Linked DNA regions of Homo sapiens: region 2 is linked to region 1. The links are chromatin contacts, found by Hi-C or POLR2A ChIA-PET in ENCODE. All regions are on one chromosome and are shown on one strand. Each heading gives the region's core, a stretch centred on a gene start or an enhancer-like site at or near the end of the contact. The rest is flanking DNA. Distances are from core to core; before and after follow the strand shown. Region 1 has its middle 30 kb from the start of LINC02971. Region 2 overlaps LOC124904555 (a long non-coding RNA gene).

The links. Hi-C counts contacts between places; a loop is a spot of excess contacts on that map. ChIA-PET counts read pairs that join two places held with the same protein, here RNA polymerase II (POLR2A). Pooled maps may share reads with other maps.
Region 2: a map with no recorded cell type shows a loop between it and region 1 (5-fold over the local background). The contact joins two enhancer-like sites. A Hi-C loop is called at or near these places in 1 of 168 maps with a recorded cell type or tissue (esophagus muscularis mucosa), 1 of 37 single-sample maps with no recorded cell type and 2 of 50 pooled maps. POLR2A ChIA-PET finds 5 or more read pairs at or near these places in 1 of 52 experiments (PC-9).

The regions. Positions count from the first base shown.
Region 1 is chr1:234,925,058-234,928,802 of GRCh38, forward strand. No RefSeq gene overlaps it. Among named protein-coding and RNA genes, the nearest start is that of LINC02971, 30 kb to the right of the region's middle. RefSeq lists enhancers at 1,603-1,682, 2,443-2,532. Within about 2 kb of position 1,939, at least 25 of the 41 ENCODE cell types and tissues checked have a DNase peak (open chromatin) inside an H3K27ac peak, as active enhancers do.
Region 2 is chr1:234,670,227-234,674,017 of GRCh38, forward strand. LOC124904555 (a long non-coding RNA gene) reads right to left here. Exons shown (of 2, transcript XR_007066952.1): 2 at 1,176-2,764. Among named protein-coding and RNA genes, the nearest start is that of LINC00184, 43 kb to the left of the region's middle. Within about 2 kb of position 2,493, at least 3 of the 41 ENCODE cell types and tissues checked have a DNase peak (open chromatin) inside an H3K27ac peak, as active enhancers do.

The DNA of each region.
Region 1 (3,745 bases), core at 689-3,188:
GGCTGGCGTGCACACCACACTGCCAGCTTCGGGCTCTATTGCCTTATCTTAAATTACAAACTCTACCAGAAGAAAATGTCACCCTTCTGCTGGGGTCCGGAAGGCTTTGTGTGTGTTAACAATCATCTTGGAACCTGCGCTCAAGACGACCTCAAGCACACTTTGTTCTTCAGCTCTGGACGTGTCGTGGCCGTCAGGGTGAAGAGAGAGATGAGAACAGAGGCTTGGACAGGACAGCCCTGGCTGACCAGTCAAGTGTAGAAGACACATACATACATTTCCTTTTTTCCTTTTCTTTTTCAACTTTTATTTTAGAGTCAGGGAGTACCTGTGCAGGTTTGTTACAAGGTATATAGCATGATTCTGAGCTTTGGGGTACGATTGGCACCCAGGTAATGGGCATAGCACCCAACAGGTAGTTTTTCAGCCCTTGCCCCTCCTCCCCTGTCCCTGGTCTAGTAGTCCCCGGTGACTATTGTTCCCATCTTTATTCATGATAGCAAAAACACAGAATCAACCCAGTTTCCCATCAATGGTGAATTGGATAAAGATGTGGTTCATATACACCGTGGAATACTACACAGCCATAAAAAAGAATGAAATCAGGTCTTTTGCAGCAACATGGATGTGGCTGGAGGCCATTAACCTAAGCGAATTAATGCAGGAACAGAAAACCAAATATATCATGTTCTCACTTATCAGTGGGAGCTAAACACATACCTTTCGGAAGGCACCAGAACACTGGTTTGTTCCTGCTTTGTCTTGGCACCAACCCACTTGGCCCCTGACTCATCTTTCTCTACAACACTCCTGTTTGCTTTTCTCTACCATGGAGAAGGTATGTCTCAGTGGAAGAACTATGGGAGGTATTCAGCCCAAACATCCTCTAAGACAGTAAAGTGTTAACAGCTTAGAAAGAGCTGCAGACTATTAAAATGTGAGCTGCGTTAGTCAGCTGAACCGAGAATTCTCATCCTGGCCCTTGCTCTTGGAGGGAATGCATGCCTTAGTGCTTACTCAGCTCTTAAACAGGGTTTGTTGTTTTGTGTGTTTTTGTTTCCCGTGACTGTGTGTGTTTGACTTTTTTTAAACTGTGGTTTAAGAAAAAAAAAAAAAGTTGATCAGTAAGTCAAAGTGTCAGAACTGTCTGGGTTGAAGCAGGCACTCATAGGGAAGCAGGAAGACCAGTCTGTAGGTTTAGGGGAGGGGAGCAGAGGAAACAGAATTTTCATTCCACACCAAGCCTGCAAAATCATACAGACAGGAGAGCCCAGACAAAGCTAAATGTCATTTTCTTTATCCTAATTTATTGATTTCTGCTGGCTGTCGGGAGCTCTCGGGGAGGAAGCATGCTGAGTCCATAGCTAATGCTTTTCGTTGTTCTCACAGTTAGTGGGCCCTGGAGCTTGGGGAAGGGGGTGGCATAAGTGCAGGGAAATGGTGACGAGATGCAAAAGAATCATGGTGGCCAGAGCAGAAAATGTGTGCTCACATTTCTCTCTCTGCAGTGTTTCTGAAATGGCCTCTTCATTTACTTGAAAGAGACCTCATGCCAAAAAATGCATAGCATCATCCCCCACCTGCTCAGTCATGCCTTGAATCTCAAGCCCAGAAACGCAACTGCTGCCGGTGGGGGGTGCACCCCAAAAGTCCTCATCCTGAGAACACCTGTTAAAAAGTCCACGATGGCAGAAATCCCTGGTGCTGCATGGAGAATCTCCACTCAGGTGCGTCACCCCCTAGACGTTAGGAAGGTCCGGGGCAGGTGTCCGGTGGGGTCAGGGAGACACGCAGGTTCAAGGTTGTTCTACAACCCTGAGAGAAATGTCTGGGCCTCAGAACGTCAAGAGAGCTGGTTCTTCAGAGTTCTATTTTCCATTCCGCTACTTTGAGAGGGATGTGGGCTTTCATTGTGCTCGTTATTTTCATGAAAACTCATTACAAAACTGAAACCAACATCACAGAACAATGAGGAATCACCAGCCCATTGAACAAGTGCAGAGCGGCACATATGACCACTGCAATGCTTCCTTTCCAAAGCTCTTTTGCTCTTGCGTGGAGTGGCCCCCGCCACGGGCTTTCCCAGGTCACACCTGCTCCACACTTCTCTCCAGGTGCCTCTGTCCCCTGAGGCCTCACCTCGGGCCCGGGTCGCCCTGCACAAACAGCCCCTGGGCGGGCACACAGCACTGACTCTGCTGCAGTCTCCAGGTTCCCGAAGCCAGCTGCCTACTGGACACTGCACCCTTAAAGTCCCACCGATGCATCCCCAACAGGGTCTCCTCCACGGCCCCCCTTCCTGGTGAAGTCTGATCAGCTTCCAGCCACACAGATGTGAAGACTCATTGTCTCCAAGGAGCCCCAGAGTCCGGTTGATTCCCCTTCTGAATGTCTCCTCATTCTGACCTCCTCCTTCTCACACCCACTGCCCTCCACCCAGCCTGGCCTCAGCCCAGAAGGGCCTCCTCTCCAGCCTCCGTCCGGGTCTCTGTCACCTCACCTGTACTCTGCCCTCCACCTCACCTCTACTCTGCCCTCCGCCTCCCTCTGGAAGGCTGCTGTCCTCCTCCGGGGTCCTTCACTGCTCACTGAACCACCTCTCAGTCTGACCTTCAAGGACCCAAATCTACCAACTCACTCTTCTCTTATTCTCTAACACCAACCCTCAACACCATCAGGCTGTCCCCTGCCACTCCATGAATGTCCGTCCCTCATACCTGTGTCCCCACCATCACCTTATTTAAAATGCCTCTCCCTCTGATCTGCCCATTCAACGCCTCATCGAAGCCCAATTCCAGTCCCTCCCTCCCTGTGGCAACCTTGCCTGACTCTGCAACAACTGCAACCCCATCCTTCTCCCTGCCTTTGTGTCCCCATGTTGCTTCATTATAGTGGGATGTCAATAGGCATTAAAAGGTTGCTGTCTCCTCTACTTCCTTGTACCCATTGTCAAAGACCCCCACCGGCTTGTTCGCAAATTCAGAAAAACGTTCCCCTTCCTCAGAACACTACTGCTCAGAGATTGTCGCATTTACCAAGTCTGTTCACATTTATGAACACATTTATGAAGCCTGAGATGAATGGTGGCCCTAGGACTGCTGGTGACAAACCCGCCTGAGCCCAGCCCCCAAGGTGGCAGGATCACTTCCTACCCACTGTGCACACCAACTTCAGGTTCTTCATTTCCCAGCTTTCAAGTAGGCTTTGTCTATCTCTAGCGGAAACAATAAATAGTCTGAAAACCAAAGCACTTTTGATTTGCAAAAGGCAGGCTGCACTGAGAAAGAGATTTCTCTTAGAATTCTGAAGGATGCCTTCACACATCAAGAACCAAGTTAGAGCTTGGGAGTGCAGGTTTATGCCATGACTATGAGGAGCAGAAGTGAACAGAAAAATGTGGGTTGATGTCAGAGAATAGCTATTTATCTACCGGAAAGGAAATGATGGATTACCAATAGGCAAGAAGAAGGGAATCCACAGAGAATATAGCTTAGACACTTGGGACGAAACTGGAAATGTTTCCCCCAGCTCTCCCCCTCCAAACCGTGCCCCTCCCCCAGTGAAAACGCCAGCAGGGGAGGCAACCAGAAGTCTCAGAAACCCCAGGTGGGCTTGGAAGGAACTAATTAGCTTGGGAGAGCTAATATCTCAAAACAGTATTTACCATCTGATGGATTTTCCCTTCATGGGGATGCATCTCCTCACCGACACTGTAAATCAGCTGCCGGGGCAGGCCCGTGGCACA
Region 2 (3,791 bases), core at 1,243-3,742, 250 kb before region 1:
AAATCCTCGCCTGCTGCTTAGCAAACTAGTTAACAGCTCCTGGCCCTTCACATGCATCCCCTCTCTTTCCCTGCCTTGATTCCTTGGTTCTCCTATCTGCTCAACCCGTGACCACCTCTCCACCACAGCAAATCCTGCTCGTCCTTCAAGACTCTGCCCAAGTCCTCTTAGGCCTCGCACACCATCCCTCTAGGCAAAAGGACTCCCCCTGTCCGACCCTAGAACACAGATTCAGCAGGGCATCATGGCTTGTGCTACCCAGGCTGGCTGGCTGAATCCCTCTGCCACCGTACTTCAGGAAGAAAGGGAGAAAACAAATTTACTGAGGACCTCCTATGTGTCAGGTACCCAGCCGAGCATTTTTATAAATGTTCTCTCACTCCTTACCAGGTGGGTACTGGCATTTTCATTTTGACAGCTGGGAACACAGAGAATAAATAACTTGTTGAAGTAACTCAGCTGAGAAGTGATAGGACCAGAATATAAGCCTGGAAAGGACACGGGAAGGATATAAAACTAAAAAATCAGGAGATCTCCAATTTAATTAACCTTTCTGAATCTCATTTTTTTTTTTCTCATTAACGGAAATGGCTAACAACACCTACCTCATGGAAATGTGCAAATTAACTGAGGACATTATTTTGAAAGGCTTTATCAGCTGTGGAGGTTTCTTTTCTCTTGGTGCCTAGCACACTCCAATGCTTAATAAATATTTGTTACTAGATTGATTTCTACGTCTTCTCTTAAAAGCTGCACTATCTGTTAGTCTCCCATGCCACGTCTCCCTGCTCTTAGCTGGTTACGATAATATTCGTGTACCCAACTTTGAAAAAGAAATCATGCCATGATTTGCTGAGAACCATTTCCAGGTCCAGCATGATGAGAGAGTCAACACTTACCTGCACACATTTGCAAATATTGCGTAATGTGCTCAGGAGAGAGAATTCCTCCCAGTATTTTTGTAACCTGTGTTCGGTGGTGCTAACTAATTCTAATGTGTAACATCAGTTTGCTTCTCCCCCTTGAAAGATAGCAACTGTCAATAATCATCACCGTGTCTCCCACTTGCAGAGCTCACTTAAACCGTCTAAAAACCCTTGATAGGGAGTGATATCAGCCTTTTCCCTCTGGACCAAGCTACCTAAGGAAAGCAGTATTGGTCTCATGCTAAGTCATTTGTTTTTGCTAAGAGTTTTATTGTTCCTTCACACGATAGTGATAACTGAGTTTTGGCTTCTAACTTATCTTTCCATGCCTTCTGAGTATTTGCACACTATATTTGGCATATTTCATGGTCTGTGCTTCTGTTCTTTATTTCGATTTTCAGTTTCCTCCTTCGCCCCTCCTTCTTTCCATGATTACCCAGCTGAGCTCCATGCAAACATGTCTTCTCTATTTATTCACATCACAATATCATTTTGACCCTCAGCTTTCCTATTTCATGTTTCAGAAATTTCCCCAAACAGTACTCCCTTGCCCTGGTGTAATTAGAGCTCCTATCTCTGAACCTCTAGAGTTACAACTTGCCCTGATCCACAGTTTCTTTCCTGCTTGTGAATTTCCTTTCCTCTAAGTAGTAAAATTAGTAACTCTTTGCATTTCTTAATTGTAGTTTCAACAGCTTGGATTCTTTTTGTAGGAAACTTGCTTACTCTTTGGAGCTCCTTTTCCACCACAACTAGGCCGTACAAAACCAAAGTTATTTTTAAGATGGAGTGGTCCTCAAAAATAGGCACCAACCAGTGCTTTTGTACATAAAGTCAATAACTTCTAGATATAGATTTTCTTTCTCTACCATACGCCCCTGCTCTATACAATTACCCAGTGATCAAAACAGAAACCTTAGCCAAACAAACGCATCCTATGGTGTGCAATGCTTTTCCTTTCTTATCCAATATACAAGGCTTTTTCACTCTGCCTAGTTCAACTCTTCATAAATATTAATCGGTCCCATTGATTCATCTTTCCATTTTACAGCCATTAATAGACACCTCTCTGGATGGACATCACATAGTTTATCCACTTTAACCAGGCTGATCGATTCTCTTTTCTGAAGAACGCTTGCTTTAGAGAAGTCAGGGAAACCAATTTCTCTTCTTGTTTTCTTTTACCAGTCTTCTGAAGAAGAGCCAAAGGTGAGAGGCGCTCTAACCCATGAGGCTTTTTTTTCCCCTTCCTTTCTGTCCTCACTCACAGCACCTCTTTCTTTGCCCCAAAGCGCTCCCGCCACATCTGTGCCCCAATACCACTTGTTACTTAGCATCCATGCTGGCTGGCTGCCGTGGCCACACTTACAGGTGGTGTGGGTGGGCACTGTTCTCGGTCCACACATCCTCCCCAAGAACCCTGTTGAATGGAGATGTGACAGGGCCAGGGGTCACTTAAAGATTGTTCACAGGCTGCTAACAGGCTGGGGGAACAGTGGGTCCAAGTCAGAGCTGCTCTTGCCGTGGGTGATGGCTGGTCTTCTTTGGTTAAGCTGACCCAGCACTGCTCAGCCAAGTCTCTCATGGTCAAGTGTTATTTCTTCCAGGTAGTGGCCCAAACAAACATTCTTGGAAGGCCACTTTCCTTTGTTAACTTTATTAACAGATAAGTCTCTAGTACGAAAGAGTTCTGGGGCCACCTGAGGCATAGGGACAGTTTCTGTGCTGCTTGAGAATAATCCCTTTGGGAGATCATTCGCTTAGCGGCCAGAGACTTGTGTGAGCCTGAGAGGTAATTAGGTTATAGGTGCCGAGCAGATCCACTTGTACCAGCTGTTCTGGAAGAGAAAGCAGATGTGTGAATGGAAGAAAGAGATGCATTCGAGGTTACAGAATGAAGGTCAGCGGGAAAGATGAGAATTCAGGATTCTCACTGATAGTTAGAGGTTTGTTGGTTTTTAATTCCCAGAAGAATCATGAAGAATGGATAGTAATAATAATACTTGACCCATGCACACTCTTTTATATACTAGACACTGTTCTAGTGGTTTAAATGTATTCACTTATTTGATCTTCATACCACCCATAAAAGTCCCCATTTAATAGATGAGGGAAAAGGACACCCACAAGTTCAGTAAGGTGGCCAGGGTCACACAGGGAGAAGGATGTAGGACCAGGACTCAAACCCTGGCAGTCGGGACCCATAGCCTTAACTGTGTGTGTGCGCACGTGTGTGTGAGAGAAAGAGACAGTGGGGTATGTTTCAAAGACAGACATGGAGGTGGTGCTATGCATATGGTTCATATGAGTCCCCTCCAAAGACTATTTCCAGACTAAATAGTGGCTCCAAAAGCTGACATTTACTGAGCGCCTATTAAATCTTCTCGAATTCTTACAATAATTCAGCAAGAATTTTCAGTTTTGAGGTGAGAAAACAGAGATTCAGAGAAGCGAAGCGAATTGGCCAAGATTACCCAGATAGTAAGGCAGATGGCGGACCAAGACTTGAGTCCAGAGGCCAAGCTCTTTGTGGCCCACCTTGTCTGGAGAGGGCCCCCTCACCTTGTCAAGTGTATGAGTCAATCAGACTATGAAGTAGCTCACAGAACTCTTTCATAAATTTGTTTGCATTTTCATTACACATATTATCCAAAAGAATCTTGTATCCTATGTCATCTGGCTGATAAATTTCTGATCTCACTCTATGGATCACTGGAAGAAGAGAATGGACTCCTCCTTGCTGATCATTTTTATGTGGAATATCAAACCAATGTTGTGGATTCATTGACATGCATATACTTCAGAACTAAAGAGAGAGCACAGTGATAGTCCCTGAATGCTTGCCCTAAGGAAGGAGCTTCCCCA